Linked DNA regions of Homo sapiens: regions 1, 2 and 4 are each linked to region 3. The links are chromatin contacts, found by Hi-C or POLR2A ChIA-PET in ENCODE. All regions are on one chromosome and are shown on one strand. The core of a region is the stretch at or near the end of the contact, and the rest is flanking DNA. Distances in the headings are between cores, read along the strand shown.

Evidence for each region. Hi-C counts contacts between places; a loop is a spot of excess contacts on that map. ChIA-PET counts read pairs that join two places held with the same protein, here RNA polymerase II (POLR2A). Pooled maps may share reads with other maps.
Region 1: a loop to region 3 is called in a map with no recorded cell type, with 6 times the contacts of the local background. The contact joins two enhancer-like sites. A Hi-C loop is called at or near these places in 2 of 37 single-sample maps with no recorded cell type and 2 of 50 pooled maps.
Region 2: a map with no recorded cell type shows a loop between it and region 3 (7-fold over the local background). The contact joins two enhancer-like sites. A Hi-C loop is called at or near these places in 5 of 37 single-sample maps with no recorded cell type and 8 of 50 pooled maps.
Region 4: a loop to region 3 is called in a map with no recorded cell type, with 6 times the contacts of the local background. The contact joins the promoter of ZBTB25 here to the enhancer-like site in region 3. A Hi-C loop is called at or near these places in 9 of 37 single-sample maps with no recorded cell type and 7 of 50 pooled maps. POLR2A ChIA-PET finds 5 or more read pairs at or near these places in 1 of 52 experiments (activated CD8-positive, alpha-beta memory T cell).

What each region holds. Positions count from the first base shown.
Region 1 is chr14:62,079,247-62,082,979 of GRCh38, forward strand. It overlaps SYT16 (synaptotagmin 16), which reads left to right. Exons shown (of 8, transcript NM_001367656.1): 6 at 1,588-2,028. Among named protein-coding and RNA genes, the nearest start is that of LINC00644, 59 kb to the right of the region's middle. RefSeq lists an enhancer at 1,826-1,945. Within about 2 kb of position 1,950, at least 3 of the 41 ENCODE cell types and tissues checked have a DNase peak (open chromatin) inside an H3K27ac peak, as active enhancers do.
Region 2 is chr14:61,661,086-61,664,864 of GRCh38, forward strand. No RefSeq gene overlaps it. Among named protein-coding and RNA genes, the nearest start is that of HIF1A, 33 kb to the right of the region's middle. Within about 2 kb of position 1,591, at least 18 of the 41 ENCODE cell types and tissues checked have a DNase peak (open chromatin) inside an H3K27ac peak, as active enhancers do.
Region 3 is chr14:63,469,210-63,473,448 of GRCh38, forward strand. The region is part of intron 2 of PPP2R5E (protein phosphatase 2 regulatory subunit B'epsilon); the gene reads right to left. Among named protein-coding and RNA genes, the nearest start is that of PPP2R5E, 72 kb to the right of the region's middle. RefSeq lists an enhancer at 2,446-2,525. Within about 2 kb of position 2,167, at least 6 of the 41 ENCODE cell types and tissues checked have a DNase peak (open chromatin) inside an H3K27ac peak, as active enhancers do.
Region 4 is chr14:64,501,338-64,505,427 of GRCh38, forward strand. ZBTB25 (zinc finger and BTB domain containing 25) reads right to left here and starts at 2,501. Exons shown (of 3, transcript NM_006977.5): 1 at 2,324-2,501. ZBTB1 (zinc finger and BTB domain containing 1) reads left to right here and starts at 3,433. Exons shown (of 2, transcript NM_001123329.2): 1 at 3,433-3,609. RefSeq lists enhancers at 1,633-1,752, 1,813-1,912, 2,683-2,772, 2,873-3,543 and silencers at 2,233-2,662, 3,263-3,522, 3,633-3,742.

The sequences.
Region 1 (3,733 bases), core at 700-3,199, 1.4 Mb before region 3:
TCTGAATAGAAACACTCACGCATGATTGCATGCTCACAGGAAAGGATATAAGAAGCTTCACTTATTTTACAAGAAATCTAAATTTTCTTGCAGGCTAATTTGAATCTTAAAAGAAAAGGATATTTATTAGATGTCTACTGTCTGTCAAGTCCTCTACTTTTTACAACATCCCTACACAGAAGGTACCATCTCCATTTTACAGTTGAGGAAAATAGAACATGGAAAGGATTAAATGACTTGCCCAGTGTCATAGAGCTAGTAAGTGGTAGGCCTGGGCTTCCTAAGGAAATACGAACCCAGAGAACCATGAACTTTCACCCAGACTATGTGGGAAAGTTTCATTGATGGATGCACATTTTGAGGCATTGTATTATAATTTGAAACGAGATCTCTAAATTAGCAAGTTCTGGTGTTCAATTGCATAAATAAGAACTGGTTTGCAATAAGAATCAGATCAAAGTTTAGTTACAGGTAAGGATCATGCCTTCAGAGGAAAATAGAATTATTATTGACATTATTTATAATTTGTTAGTGGGGTGGTTCATTATAATAAATGCAGCCTAGCTCAGTTTTCCCAGTAAGGTCATCAGATCTGAGTGGCTGCATGTAAATTGCTACCCAAGGGTGACATTCCATAAAGAGGGATGTGTGTTTGAGAATAGGTAGCACCAGTCCAGTGGTGGGAATAGATATTTATGCAGTCTGGTCTAAGCCAGGTATTTTCATATCAATGAAAACCTCACAACAACACACCAGCAAGTAGGCACATTAATGTGCATTTTTAAGCTAGACTACCGAGAGGCTGGTCTATTTGGCCAGGGTAAAAAAGCTAGTCAGTGGTAGAGTTATGATTTCAATTTAGGTGTTCTGGCTCCAGGCTCAGTGTTGCTGTTTACTAAAGGGCTGTGGAGGTGTCCTCCTAAATCCTTGCTGCTCAAAGTGTGAGCCGAGGCTAGCAGCGTCAACATCCCTTGTGCCTGTCCCAGAAATGGCAGGATCTCAAGCTCCACTCCAGACCTACTGAATCAGAATCCTCAGATGATTTAGGTCTACATTAAAGTTTGAGAAGCTCAGCCCTAAACCTTTTCTCCCACTTAGATTGAAAATATACTGAAGCATCACCTTCCTGGGACTCCCATCAAAATTCTTGTCTGTAGAAAGCTCTTGCCTGTGGAGAACAGGCTCAGGCTCAACCATCTGTATTTAGGGACACAAGGAAAAGTTGCCTATGGACAATTGCCTGTTGACTTAATTTTAGATTTAGCATCTCAGTTGGTTTCAATGATCCTGGGCAATTGTGCTTTTTGAGAGGCAGTATATATGAAAACACTTTGCAAAAATATAAAAGCTTTAGTTATCCATTCCAAAAACATTCACGAAGGCGCACCATATGCTAGGCACTTTGCCGTCAAAGAATTCACAGTTTAATGCAGCGATAGACCAGTAAACAGACCTATCTGATATAGAGGGAATACACTGGCAGTTAGAAAGCAGGGATTCTGAAGGAGCACAAAGGGGCACCAACTGGCCAAAATGTAATTGGGTATCATCATTTCCATTTCTAATTGTTTCCTCTGCCTGCAACAGGAACAGGACAGGACCAATTTGCAGGTGCCATCCGGGGTCTCAGAGCCCATCTCAAAGTGTGGTGACCTAGATGTCATCTTTGAATATAGAGCCGCCAGCCAGAAGCTCACAGTGACCATTGTGAGGGCACAGGGCCTCCCAGATAAGGACCGAAGTGGTGTCAACTCCTGGCAAGTTCATGTAGTGCTGCTGCCTGGTAAGAAACACAGGGGCAGGACGAACATACAGAGAGGGCCCAACCCCGTCTTCAGGGAGAAGGTCACCTTTGCCAAGCTGGAGCCCAGAGATGTGGCTGCCTGTGCTGTCCGCTTCCGCCTGTACGCTGCCCGGAAGATGACCCGAGAGAGAATGATGGGAGAGAAACTATTCTATCTCAGCCACCTGCACCCAGAAGGGGAAATGAAAGTGACTCTGGTTCTGGAGCCAAGAAGTAATATAAGCGTGAGTATGTTAAATGGTGCTGCTAATGATGTGGTGTGTTCGAAGACCTGGGATTGTCAGCCCTTGATTTAGTACGTTCAGTCTGTGAATTCAGAGACTTTAATTTAATTTTCCATTTGGCTCTCCTCACCCTTGTAAGCCATGATTTGCACTTCATGGTACAATGGGTCTTTCATGCCTGTCTTCCTGATAACCTGATGGATAAATGCCCTGTCCATTTTAGGACAAAATAGCAGCAGTGTGGTAGAGGGCATGGAGAAAAACAGGGAAGGTGGCTTGGCCCTCTGGATTGTGGATAACTGATCCTACTCCTCCTGCCCCCAATCTGCATCATGATGAATCTCAGAGATGGGACTTTCTGGGCAAGGTTCTTAACGGGTATGCTGGGGCAGACTGAGAGAGCAGCCCAGAACTTCAGCTGCTTCTGAAACCTTTCATTTGTGTTACTACCGTCTTCCCTCATACCCCATTTCCCTGCTTGCCACAGGGTTTCAAGGAAAGGTGTCATAATTTACATGCCTACAGGATGGGCAGCTCACTACTGCTGTGGGTTATATGTCATGTAGTATGCCCATCTCCTTTTACAAAACCACGTTAACAGATCAGGGAGCTCTGTAGGCTCTGGATTCAATCAGTCATTCATTCAGAGATGTTTACTGTCAATTATGGTATAGGCAAAGTGGATGCAGGAAAGAACTAAGCAGGCGATGCCTCTGCCCTTGGAGAGCTTGCAGTCTAGTGGTGGCCAAGTAGGCAAGGAGACAGAGTGATAGGCTGCCGCTTGTTTAGAGGATCAGAGAAAGTTTCTTTGAGGTGGTGATAAAACGCCGGAACTCAAAGCATCGAGAGAGCGAGGCTGGTGCTGTGAGGAGGATGAGAGTTCCAGACAGAGTGAACAGCACATGCAAGCAGTCAGGATGTGGGGTGGCCGGGGGAGTGGGGAAGCTTGTCATATCTGAGGAAGAACAAAGGAGACAGAAAGTCTGGACTGTAGTGGTGGCAGATCTGTCTGCTTAAATGTCCAATGATGTCTCAAAATTAACGTCTTCAGGCCTGAAATCCTGATTTTTGCCTCCCTAAATCTATTCCCCCTGCAGTCTTCTCCATGTTGCTTAAAGGCAGTTGCATTCTTCCAATTGCTGGGGTCAAAAATCTCAGAAGTCATCTGTGACTTTTCTGTTTTCCACCTGAAATCCTATTGGCTCTATCTTCAGGTACAACCAGAACCTGGCTCTCTGCTGGATTACTGAAATAGCTGCTCAGCGGTGGTCTTTCCACTTCTGCCTTTGCCTCTACAGACTCTTCTGGACATGGGAGCCAGAATGAGCTTTTTAAAGTTATAAGCCAGATGATGTCTCAGCTCTGCTCAGATCTCCCTTTTTTCTTAATATCTGAGTAAAGCACATCGGAAATGATGGAAAACAGAATGCAGTGGAGATCAGAAGGGATCCTGCGTGATAGAGCTTGGGAATGGGGATGATCACACCCATATTTATGCTTGCTAGGCCCTATGCTGTGTGCTGGTGGCACGGAGTTGAATGGGGAAAATGAGCTAGTGTAAAAGAACTTTGCAGGTGGAAGTCTTTCATTCACCAGTTATTTGTTGAGCACAGTTATGTGCCAGACATTAGGCTATGCACCAGGGACTGAGAGATTTATACGGATTCAGAATTTGATGGGAGAGGCAAGCAGTGAGTGACAGGTG
Region 2 (3,779 bases), core at 341-2,840, 1.8 Mb before region 3:
ACTTGAGGTCAGACATTCGACACTAGCCTGGCCAACATGGTGAAACCCCGTCTCTACTAAAAATCCAAAAATAAGCCGGGCATGGTGGTGGCGCATGCCTGTAATCCCAGTTACTCAGGAGGCTGAGGCAGGAGAATCGCTTGAACCCGGGAGGCGGAGGTTGCAGTGAGCTGAGATCGTGCCACTGCACTCTGGCCTGGATGACAATGAGACTCTGTCTCAAAAAAAAGAAAAAAAAAGAAAAGAAAATCAACTGGAAGAGGGTAAAAGGAAGCAAAATCTCTCTGCAACATTGGGGAGTGAATTTGCACAAAGGACGTTCCAAAACATCCATGAAGTTGACTGGAAAAAAAAATAGAAATACAAATGTAAAGTTTAAAGGAGCCCATGAACCTAAGGAAACAGATACTGGGGATTTTTGAGCTGAATACAAAACCTCTGAGAAGCAAAAGAAAAAATATGTTTGCCAAGAGGCGTCCTTTCCATATCTAAAGCAAAACCCACAAATACCCATGAGTAATATCATGCAGGTTATGAAGTTCCTATGCAAAACCAGCAACATTTTCATAAACCAGAATTGTTGGAACAGTTGCAGATATTCATTTAAAAAAATCTGACTGTATAACAGCTCTGAAACGCAAAGCTAGGCCACAAAAGTACATTTCACCACATATGTCAATTTTCTTGAACCCTCTCACTATCAGAGTTGCCCAGGTTTTAAAGTTCCAAAGTTAGTAAAGAGACTGTGAATCAGACACTAAAATATGTTCTTCTACTTTGTACTGTAGCAATGCCATATTTAAGAAAAATATGAAAATGAAACCAAAAAGCAAACAAGATTGTGGAATTCCCTGACATTGTATTATATTTTACCAGCAGCCTCTGTATTACACACTGGAATAGCTTAAATGTGTCTTTTTCAATTAATTTCCCTTTTTTTCCAGAAGAATAAAGAAGTACATTTATTACAGTAAATAAAGTTGGCATTGCTCATATTAAACAAACAGGATGTCTGAACTGTATGCATTAAAAGATTTCAGAATGACAAGGCAAGCAAATTACACATATTAGTGCTTATGCTTTCAGAAAGAATGGAATGCTCGGAAAGTACTAAATCACACGTAGGTACTAGAACAAGAAAAAAATGACAAGGGTGTAATTGGTGGTGAGGGTGGGAACTTTTTCTCGCTTAAAATACATTGGGCTCATTTGTGTCTGCAATGCATCAGTTCCCAGTGCAAGAAAAAAAAGCCACGAATATGGACAGACTCAAAGTCTTCTCCAAATGGAAGATCCAAATCAGAACCTTTGAGGAGGTTTGCCTCAGCACCTTCTGTAGAAGTGGTTGGCAGACACACAACTAGACACAAGGTAACATGGTAGAGCAGTGTTGAGAAGAGGATCCGCAGTGGTCTCCACTGCCCTGGCGGTGACCTTCTCCTCTGACTGTTCTGTATGTAACGGGACTGGCTTGTGCAGGCTGTTCAGCAAACCATAGGTCTGGTTTGCTATCCCCTGATCTTGTAGGTCATGTGATTGGACAAGCTCATTTGCCCTTGGGTGGATGGTGTTCAGTGACCCATCTTGCTGAGTCATGCTAAACCTGTTGAGCATGCAGCCTTAGTGCTTTAATGAAAGTGCCCTTCGTTGCATTTAGAAACAGTGACCCACCCTCTCCCTTCTTTGCTCTGTGTCTAAGTGTCATTGACACAGGACAGGGTTCCACACAGGATGTGATTCATATGAGCCAATCTTGAGTAGGTTTCTTGTGGTTTTTAGTTTTGTTTTAGTCAAAAGAAGGGAAACTTAACCATTTCCAATAGGTTTGATGAAGGTAAAAGCATTTCCCTCATTTTTCTGTCCATGCAAAAGAGCATACTGGGAGACCACAAAAGCCAAGGCGATTTGTGGGCCTATTCCCCCATTTCTCCCACCAGGTGTGGGAAAGAAGCAGAAATTTATGGCTTTGAATGGATTCTACAGATGCCAGAGTATAAGAAATTTCTAATCATTAAAAAGACCTCAAACGTGGCCAGGCGTGGTGGCTCACACCTGTAATTCCAGTATTTTGGGAGGCTGAGGTGGGCGGATCACCTGAGGTTGGGAGTTCGAAACCAGCCTGACCAACATGGAGAAACCCTGTCTCCCTTAAAAATGCAAAATTAGCTGGGCGTGGTGGCGGGCGTCTGTAATCCCAGCTACTCCGGAGGATGAGGCAGGAGAATCGCTTGAACCCAGGAGGTGAAGGTTGCGGTGAGCCGAGATCATGCCATTGCACTCTAGCCTGGGCAAGAAGAGCAAAACTCTGTCTGAAAAAAAAAAAAAACCCACAAACTTGTAAGGACCTTTAGAGTTGACCGAACACTTTCACATTAGTAATTTCATTTGTGCCATACAGCTTGCCCATGAGATAAGTCAGGGTTGGCCTCCTCTTTATGTGAGTTGATATTTTTAAAAATTAGAATGTACCGTAATACGCGTCCTGTATAAGTGATGTTCATTGTACAAGTAATTTTCATTGTTCCCCACTAGTGTAGATAAGGAATGTCCATAGGAAATTTTGTAACAGAGGCCATCCTCCAGCCCCCACAAATACATGCCTCACCCTACCCCAGTATATATGGAAGAATATGTTCAAGAGAAAGTGGCTGTTCACACCTTATTTTAATTTTTCTGAAACAGGAAGCAGGCAGAACAGCGGGGAAAAGGGAAGCTAACTCCTTCTTCCCCTTTCATTTTCTCTGGGGCTATGATGCAAAGCAATGCTACAGAATATTTTAACCCCAGCCAATCACCATAAGAGAACACATAATTAAAAGCATCAGAGGTAAGAGTTAAAGAAAATGATTTTCTAAGCTGTTTGCTTGTTTTGAAATAGAGACAGAGTCTCAGTATGTTGCCCAGGCTGGTCTCTAACTCTTGACCTCAAGCAGTTCTTCCACCTTGGCCTCCCAAAGTACTGGGATTACAGGCCTGAGGCAACACATCTGGCCCTAAGCTATTTTTTAAAAGACAATGTTTAACACATGATATGAACATATGTGTGTGGTAAGTAAAGTAGAATGAGATTTCTTTATTTTTTCTTTTTCTTTTCTTTTTTTTTCTGAGACAGCGTCCCACTCTGTCAGCCTGTCACTCAGGCTGGAGTGCAGTGGTACGATCATGGCTCACTGCAACCTCAGACTTCTGGACTCAAGTGATCCTCGTGCCTCAGCCTCCCAAGTAGCTGGGAATATAGGCACCCACCACTATATCCAGTTAATTTTTTTTATTTTTGCTTTTTAGAGAGGAGTCTTACTATGTTGCCCAGGCTGGTCTTGAACTCCTGGCTTCAAGCTGTCCTCCCGCCTCAAACTTTCAATGCGCTAGAATTACAAGCATGAACCACCTTGCTTGGCCGAGATTTCTTTAAATTATTTGCTCTTTGTTTCAGAGTTTTTAAAAGATTACTCCTTATGTATTTTGATGACAAAACTCCCCCTCAGGTTTTGGGCAATTTGTCTCACAGAAAAATCCCCTTTTCTTTCTTTCAATGACGTATCATCACTTGAATTCTATAAATGCTATTGGCCTTTTTGGCAATCATCACAAAACTATTTTTTATTATTTTGAGCATCCTTGAGGATTATTTGAATCTCTCTATATCTATTCTTGTCACATTCTCTCTCTCTCCATCTGTTTGTCTTTATGGGTTCCTCTTTCTCTCTCCATGTCTGTCATTTCACCCTCTCTGACTTTCTCCCACTACACGCTATCCCTTCCCCACCTCATTCCCGTTA
Region 3 (4,239 bases), core at 917-3,416:
GGAGAGAAACCCTAATTAAATGACCATATAGATAAATATAAAAGTTAAAACATTTTACATTACAAAAAAAGGTACAAGAAGATATTATAAGGGCATATGTTGTAAAGAATGAAAACAAATGGATCTACTCTCAAAAAAAGTACAGTCCAGGGGGAAGCAAGATTTGCACCTATTAATAATGGCAAAAAATACAATTAAAGTGGCCGGGCGCGGTGGCTCACGCCTGTAATCCCAGCACTTTGGGAGGCCGAGGCGGGCTGATCACGAGGTCAGGAGATCAAGACCATCCTGGCTAACACGGTGAAAACCCATCTCTACTAAAAAAATACAAAAAAGTAGCCAGGCGTGGTGGCGAGCGCCTGTAGTCCCAGCTACTCAGGAGGCTGAGGCAGGAGAATGGCGTGAACCCGGGAGGCGGAGCTGGCAGTGAGCCGAGATCGTGCCACTGCACTCCAGCCTGGGCGACAGAGCAAGACTCCGTTTCAAAAAAATCAAGTAAAGTATCTGAATTTCATGGACCAAGTTGAGAGACAGAAAAGAAAAAAGCACCTGACAAGGAAATGGACCTCCAGCTTAGGTCCTTCATTATATCCTCCCATTAAAATCTTACAAAATTCCTGCCTAATACATGTTAATATTCCCATTTTACCTGTAAGAGAACCAAGGCTGCAAGATATTCAGTTTTATTATTCTGGGTCAATGGCTAACGTGTAAAAACAACTTCACTACAAAGAACCAGAAGGGATAATTTTACACCAAAATGAAATACTTCCTCCTCTCCATTTATTTGGACAGATAAATGTGGCAGTAGGATTATAAAGAATAAACAATGATTTTTGTCCTCCTCATCTCCTACCTCCCCACACCCCCCACTTTTTTTGAGACAAGGTCTCACTCTGTCACCCACGCTAGAGTGCAGTGGCACAGTCACAGCACACTGTAGCCTCGACCTCCCTGGCTGAAGCAATCCTCCCATTTCAGCCTCCCAAGTGGCTGGGATTACAGGCATGCACCACCACACCTAGCTAATTTTTGTAGTTTTTGTAAAGACAGTGCTTCACTATGTTACCCAGGGTGGTCTTGAACTCCTAGGCTCAAGGGATCCTTGCCGCCTGGACCTCCCAAAGTGCTGGGATTACAAGTGTGAGCCCCTGCATCCAGCCTCCTACCTCCCTACTTATAGCCCAGTTCCAACCCCAAGGCACACAGTATTCCACAATCACACTCTGCACTCATAACCTTTCCATAAGTTTAAAAAAAAAAAAAAACCGACTTGCCCTCTGATAATGTGGTGATTGATTATCCTGTCTACTAAAGGGTTAAGGGGTTATCTCTAGGAAGAACATATTTATATTATTAAAAAATACTTCATAGTGACAATAACAAAATGGCTTCATCCAATTGCATAATTTTAATAGGAATTTCCAGCATAAAACAAGCAAATTATCTGAAGACTCTATTGACACCTAATCTACTTTCACAGGATCATAAAAACAAGCCTTTATCAACAGATTAAAAAAAAAAAAAAACGTGGCTGAGCACAATGGCTCACACCTATAATCCCAACACTTTTGGAGGTTGAGGTGGGAAGATCAACACAGAAAGACCTCCGTCTCTACAAAAAAAAAAAAAAAATTACAGCATCCTAATAAAAAGATAAAATGTCTAATTCTGAAATTTTGACAATCTACATTGCTTGCTTGTACCATTAATGCACCCTGATATTACAAAGGTGACCAAGCAATAGCTTCTGAGCCATTTTTTACCCCACCCTGAAGTCCAAAGCAAGCATAGCATGCAGATGACAACATTTCTTTGAAAAAAGCCAAGTGGGGCAAGTTCAAGAGAGACCACTCTGAATGACATTCATCTAGATTCCAGAAACTCTCATATTACATAAATCTGCAAAAACACGCACCAGGCTCTCTTTGAGAATGGAGAGTACACATAAAAATGCGTAAGTTTCAAATTTCTGATAAAACCAGATGTCTTATGTATAGATTGTTCATAGACCCAGATGGGCCAGAAGAACCTCATTCATACAACTCTCACAAGTTTTCAGAATCTATCCTCTATTGAAAATATCATGATCTCCTACAGACAATACACTCTTTCAGGATCTTGACTATAAGCAATGTCAAAATACACTTGTTAATTAATGAATGAATAACCCAAAATAAACAAGAGTCACTGAAGACAGGTCAGGTATTAGAAAAAGATACGCATTCTAAAGAGCCATTTCCTGTTTCACAATAAATAGTTTCTGAAAATCTTGAATGAGTCATCCCTTCCCAGTCATATCATGTATACATAATAATAGTAAAAACTTAGTAAGCACTTACTCTGTGGCAGTCACTATTATAAGGAGTTTACATGTATTAACTCCTTTAATCCTTTCTACAATGCTGTGAGGTAGGTATTACCAACCTTATTTTTACATATAAAAATTGGCCCAAAGATATTTAGCAACTTGCCCACCATCACACAGCTGGAAAGGGGGCCCTGCTGAGCTTCAGACCTCCACAATCTGGCACCTGTACACTATCCCACCTCTGCTAAAGACTAATGAGAGCTGGCTTATCACTACTGATCATTTTTGTTTTCATCTAATATCTACAACGTACACTGGAGGGACCATCTGGAAGGGTTAATCTTCCTAATCTTCCTAACAGACTCTTTAACATAGATTGAGGAAGACAAGCATTCTGTCATCTATCTCCTCTTTGTACCAAGCAAAATGCAACTACCAAGGGTTAGAAAGATTCTCCAGCTGGCCTGTTATTTCTGTTAATATTTAAAAGCCCCCTTAGGCTGGGCACAGTGACTCATGCCTGTCATCCCAGCACTGTTGGAGGCCAAGGCAGGTGGATCACCTGAGTCAGATGTTCAAGGCCAACCTGGCCAACATGGCAAAACCCCATCTCTACCAAAAATACAAAAATTAATCGGGCATGGTGACAGGCGCCTGTAATCCCAGCTACTCAGGAGGCTGAGGCAGGAGAATCGGCTGAACCCAGGAGGCGGAGGTTGAAATGAGCTGAGATCACGCCATTTCACTCCAGCCTGGGTGACAAGAGTGAATCTCCATCTCAAAAAAAAATAAAATAAAGGACCCCTTTACATTAGTGTTAAGTCTCTCAAAAGATGATTCAAAGTCTTCTCTAACCTTCCAGCCTTCTCCTTTGCACTAAAGCTGGCTTACTTCAAGACTTCAACCTTGTTTGGATTTAATTTACTGTTCAGGAAAATGTAATGACACAGAAGTTTGGTTGTTTCATTTTGTTTTGAACACCTGACATTTGTTGAACTTGCATATGATTTGGAGTCTAACTGAGAGTTCAAACCTGTATTATCACCAGCACAGCCTAAGGTCAATTAGAAAGCCAGTTAGGTTGAATTGCTTTCAGCTAGTGATGGGACAGAAAGGAAGCATGAATAGAACAAGGAATAAACAAAGGAAAGGTGGAAGATATTTTAGACAAGAACAGCACAGAGGTGAGAGTGAGCACATTATGGGAGAAATTATAAGAAGATATGCATGTCTAGGGCATGGAAGACAGGTGACTAGAAAGAGTGGGAAATGAGAGGGAGGAATGAGGACATACCTGGCCAGAAAGGACTTTACAAACTGCAGGGTAACCTGGGTTTCATGTGGCTGACAACACAGAAATGTGGGACAGGAGCAAACATAATGAGAAGTGTTTTAGCGGGGGCTGAAGGGAGGCAATCAAATTAGCCAAAAACAATGTCATCAGAACCAAGTATGAAGAGTTATGAGGGCTTATACGAAGTTGATGGCCGTGGAAGAATAGAAGAAAAAGAAGCTGAGATACCAGAAGGTAAGAAACAAAGGGATTTTTTAAATTACATTAGATATAACAGAAAGGAAAGATAGTCAAAGATTACTAATGTTTCCAGGTTGGAAGAATGATGATACTGTTGGTAAAAATGAAACAATCAGACAGAGAAGTTAGTCAAGGAAGTTCATGAACTGTAGTGGCAACAACAGAATGTGAGGTAACTCCAAGGGAGAAAAAGACTCGAAATAGGACTGGAAACAAGGGGCTATAAATTAAACGGTAGAGATTCCAGAGTTTTCCCATAAAGGTGAAAGTTGAAATCAAAGGAACAGATAAGCTCAATGACTGAGTAAGGGGAAAACGAAGAACAGAAGGTTAAAAATGGAACCATGGGGCAGCTAGAGACAAGCTAAAGAAAACTCAACAATGAGGCAGAAAA
Region 4 (4,090 bases), core at 1,251-3,750, 1.0 Mb after region 3:
AGGAAAAATCCTAAGCTTAGGACACACAATCAGCAAATGGTATAAAGTGGAGATAAAAAGCCAGGTCTGTCTCCATAGCCTGTGCTAATAAACTGGAGCAATATTTTCTTAGCTTTCTCTTCTTAAAAGACTGAAGTTCACATGCTATTTGGAATAAATACACAGAAAAGGGGCACAGGAAGTGGTGCAGAAAGAAGCACTTTATAACTTATCAAGATAAGAGCACCTGCACTGCTTTTTTAAAACAAGGAAAAACCCTGCAATAATATAAAACCCCCAACTCTTTTCTGGCCCTGTTATTGCTAAAATGGACAAGTTGGTCAGGCACCACCTACGGACCATAGCAAATAAATCACTTTGGTTCAGTGGTGGGGAGGACATTATGCAACACTTCCCAGCACAGCCCTGGCCAGGATATTTTACGGCCAAGGCACCTCCTCCCCAGCTAGACAGCCTGGCTCCTTCACATTCCCCTCAGGAGATAGGGTGGAAGCTCACAGCTCCACTTTGTAAGGCATAGAGGGCAGCTGAAAGTCCTGCTTGGCCTCTCTGGGCAACCACAGGCGCCAATAAATCAGCCACAGGCGATTCTCTCATTCCCTTCCCGGCTGAAACAGGAGCAAGATATAATGCAAAACAGCACTGATTGGACTTGAGAGATAAGCGATCTAGGCTTAAATTCTACTGCGAATGACTGTATTACCACAGCCCAGGTAATGAGCCTGTTTCCTCAGGCTTGTAACATGAAGACAGTACCATCTCCTTTTTGGTAAAGACACAAAGTTCATCTACGAAAGCAGCTAGTATGATACTTGGCCCACTGCAAGTACTCAGTAAACAGCGGCCAACTTGAGCAGAATCCATCTCTACTACATGCAAATAAGACATTCAAGGTAGGACTGGACAAAAAAGGTGTTAGCAGGTTACGTGGGTTCCTTTCTGTTTTCTTCCTGACCACACCTTGATATTTCACTGACTGCCAGCTCTCAGAATTAATCTGTTCCATGTCATATCCCATCAGTGTTCTGTTCCCTATTAAGGAGTTGATGTCCGATAACGGATTCACGATTTACCCTTAACTAAAATATATCCAGATTGTTAAAGAAGACTTTGATGCCTTAACATAAGGAAGCAACCAATGCTGCAAATAATAGAGAACAGCAATGAAACTTTCAGGGGTGGCTGGGGGGTGTAGGCTTTTAGTTCCAAAAATACACCATAGGCGGCCTACCTCACCTAGAAATACCATCAAACCCACACAGTGGCCATGCCTGACTTCTCCATAACCTGAATCAAGCCAAGTATATATAATGACCTCCGCCGGATACATTCTCTACAGGTGAGTGGGGTAAACTGGCACTGCGGTCCTGGCATGGTGGAGAGTGCAATCACCAAGGTGTCTGGAGCCTTGGAGTCTTAGCTATCAAGAGGTGTAGCTAGCTCCAGCTACATCACGCTCTTCAGGCCTGGTGTCTTCTCTGTAAAACGAGAGGGATGAAACAGATTTTCTATAAGGCACCTCTCGGCTCTAAAATTTAAGATTCCAAAGTGTACTTTACATACATGACAGAATCTTGTGAGAGGATCAACAGCTCTGCCAGGACTTGAGTCTCAAGAGAAAGAATGCCAAATTTAATCCCTTGGGGTGATGCGGGCGCTAACTGTTGAAACATGCTAGGTGCCGTCAGGTTCCAGGTACTACGTTGTGCTATGCGCTGCCTCCGCAACTGGTAACAACTGATTACTCCAAATACTGAGTGCCAGAGAAGACGGTGATAAGATGGGTCAAGCTTCAAAAAGAAAAACCGGATATGCTTAGAACAAGATAAACATAATTTGAAGATAGAAAAGGGGGGGATGTCTTCTTGCCCTAGAAACGAGGTAATCACAAGCTGGGAGTGGAAACAGTAGCCGCAGCGTCCTCCCAGCATCTGGAAAGTCGCCCGCTCGTAAGAGGGGTCGGCGCTACCCGAGGGAGGCCGCAGGCCTACTGGGGTTTCCTGCTGGGGGTCGCACCCGGACCCGCGGCCGGGACGGCTCTGCACCTTCGCGGCACCCCGTGTGCCACCCTGAATCAGGCCCCGGCAGCCGCTCCTACGAGCAGCAAAGGGTGGTTCTGGGTATTGTCGGCCCAGCGCTCACTCGCGGATGTATTTTCCTCCTGTGCCCTGCCTGACATCTCAATCGGACCAAAAACACCCCTCTCCCCAGCTACTTGCATCTGTCCCGCGACTGGTGCAGCTGCAGGCCGCCGCCCTGGGTGGCTCGCGGCAGGAGGGACTGAGCCCGGGGCAGCCCACAGGGGCAGGACCGCGTCGCTTACCCAGATGCCGCCGCGGCGGCAGGCCGACTCCTCCGTGCAGGAGGGGCGGGCTCCCAAGCCGCGCACTGCAAGCAGTGGCGCCGGCTCACGCACCCCTCGGCCGCCTCTCGCGCGGCTTCCCGCGCCGGCAGCCCGCGATGGCCCCACGTGACCGCGTGTCTGGTAGCAGGGGAAAGAGGGGCGCCAGGGCCGGGGTGTGCGTGCGTGCGTGCGTGCGTACGTGCGCGCCCTCCCGCCCGCCCGCCTCAGTGGCCGGGCGGGGGTCGGCCCGCGCTCTGAGTGCCGCCGCCACAGTTCGCAGTTGTGACTCTGTAGGCGGAAGCATAGGGACAAGCCTGAGCGTCACAGGCTCCCCACAAACAACCGCGTGACCCGGGGACTTTCCCCAGGGTGTGCAAAAGCACAGGCACCCCCTCAGTTCTGGGGTGAAGGTGGGGGTGGGGAAGGATGCGCCCGCGTGTTCGCTGGGGAAGGGATGAGGGCGCGGGGCCAGGGAGGCCGAGCCGCGGGAGCCTGGGTGGAGAGGCGGACTGGGCGAGGTGGGGCATGGCGGGGGAAGTGACTCAGGGCCAGAGGCAGCAGGCCCACGGAAGGTGGGGTCGGGGGGGCGCGGGGACTGGGCGACCCTGAACCGACGGGGCAGGGCGAGGTTGCCGGAGCACTCGAGGCGGACCGCGAGTGACGGCCCAGCTGCTGGGCCCAACGGGCAGGGGTCTGACATCTGGACGGAGTGGGAAAGCAGCCTCGCATCCTGCCCTGGGGAGTCGGGAGGAGCCCAGTTCCATCCAGCTGTGCAAACAGGAGGAGGAGGAGGTCCCAAGCCTACCCTTGAGAGGGGCAAGAGGGGTGGTCAAGCCGCCGCCGCCGCGACGGCCCCCGCGGTGCGGGTTGCGCCAGCCTCCTCGGAGCTCGACGCAGAAACTTGTTGCAACAAACAGGCGACCGCGGGTGCCCCTAGCAGCCAGCGGCAGAGTGGGTGGGCGGGCGAGAGGGAGGGGAAGGCTGGCGGACGCCGCAGCGAACTGGTGGGCAGACCCGGAGTCGCCGCGTAAGCGGGGCCGGCTCAGTGCGGTGCGGCAGGCGCGGCTGTGCGGCAGCGGAAGTCCTTTGTTGCAGCACAGTCCCTGGCAGAGCCAGAGCCTCTCCGCGCAGCCCAGCCCGAGCGCCGAGCGCCGCGCGCCGCCGCCACTGCAGCTCGCGGCCCCTTCGCCTTCGCCCGCCTTTCCCGCGGCTGATTTGCCTTAAACTCCCTAAAATCTCCGCAGCTCTGGTTCCTGTTGCGGCCGGTAAGTATTTGCCAGTTGTGGGGCTATTTGCGCAACTTTGGCCCAGGCCGGAGGGCGACGGGCCGCGGGCCTGGCGGAGTGCGGGGCCGGAGGGGCGCCGATCCGTGCGGGGAGCCGGAGCGCGGCGGACGCGCTGCGAGGACCCGGTGACGGGCGGCTGCCAGGCCGCCTGCTTGTTGCCGGCGCGTCAGGTCCCGGGCGTGCGGCCTCCCTGAGTCGGAGGCGAAGCCCCTACGGAGACTAGTTCCCAAATTAGTTACCTTCTTTTCTTTCTTTCTCTGCCTTTATTTTTTTCGAGGGGGGAGGGGAGGTGTAGACGGGAGGCGGGAGAACCCGGTTGATTGACGTGCCTAGAGCCCGCTTCTCTCAACTTACAGCTGCGGCTCGGCGGCGGGTGGGAGGGGAAGTGTCCCGGAGCCCGAGGCTGCAGACTTGGGCGCGCTCCGAGGGAGGAGGCGTAAGATCCGTGCAAATTCTTGTT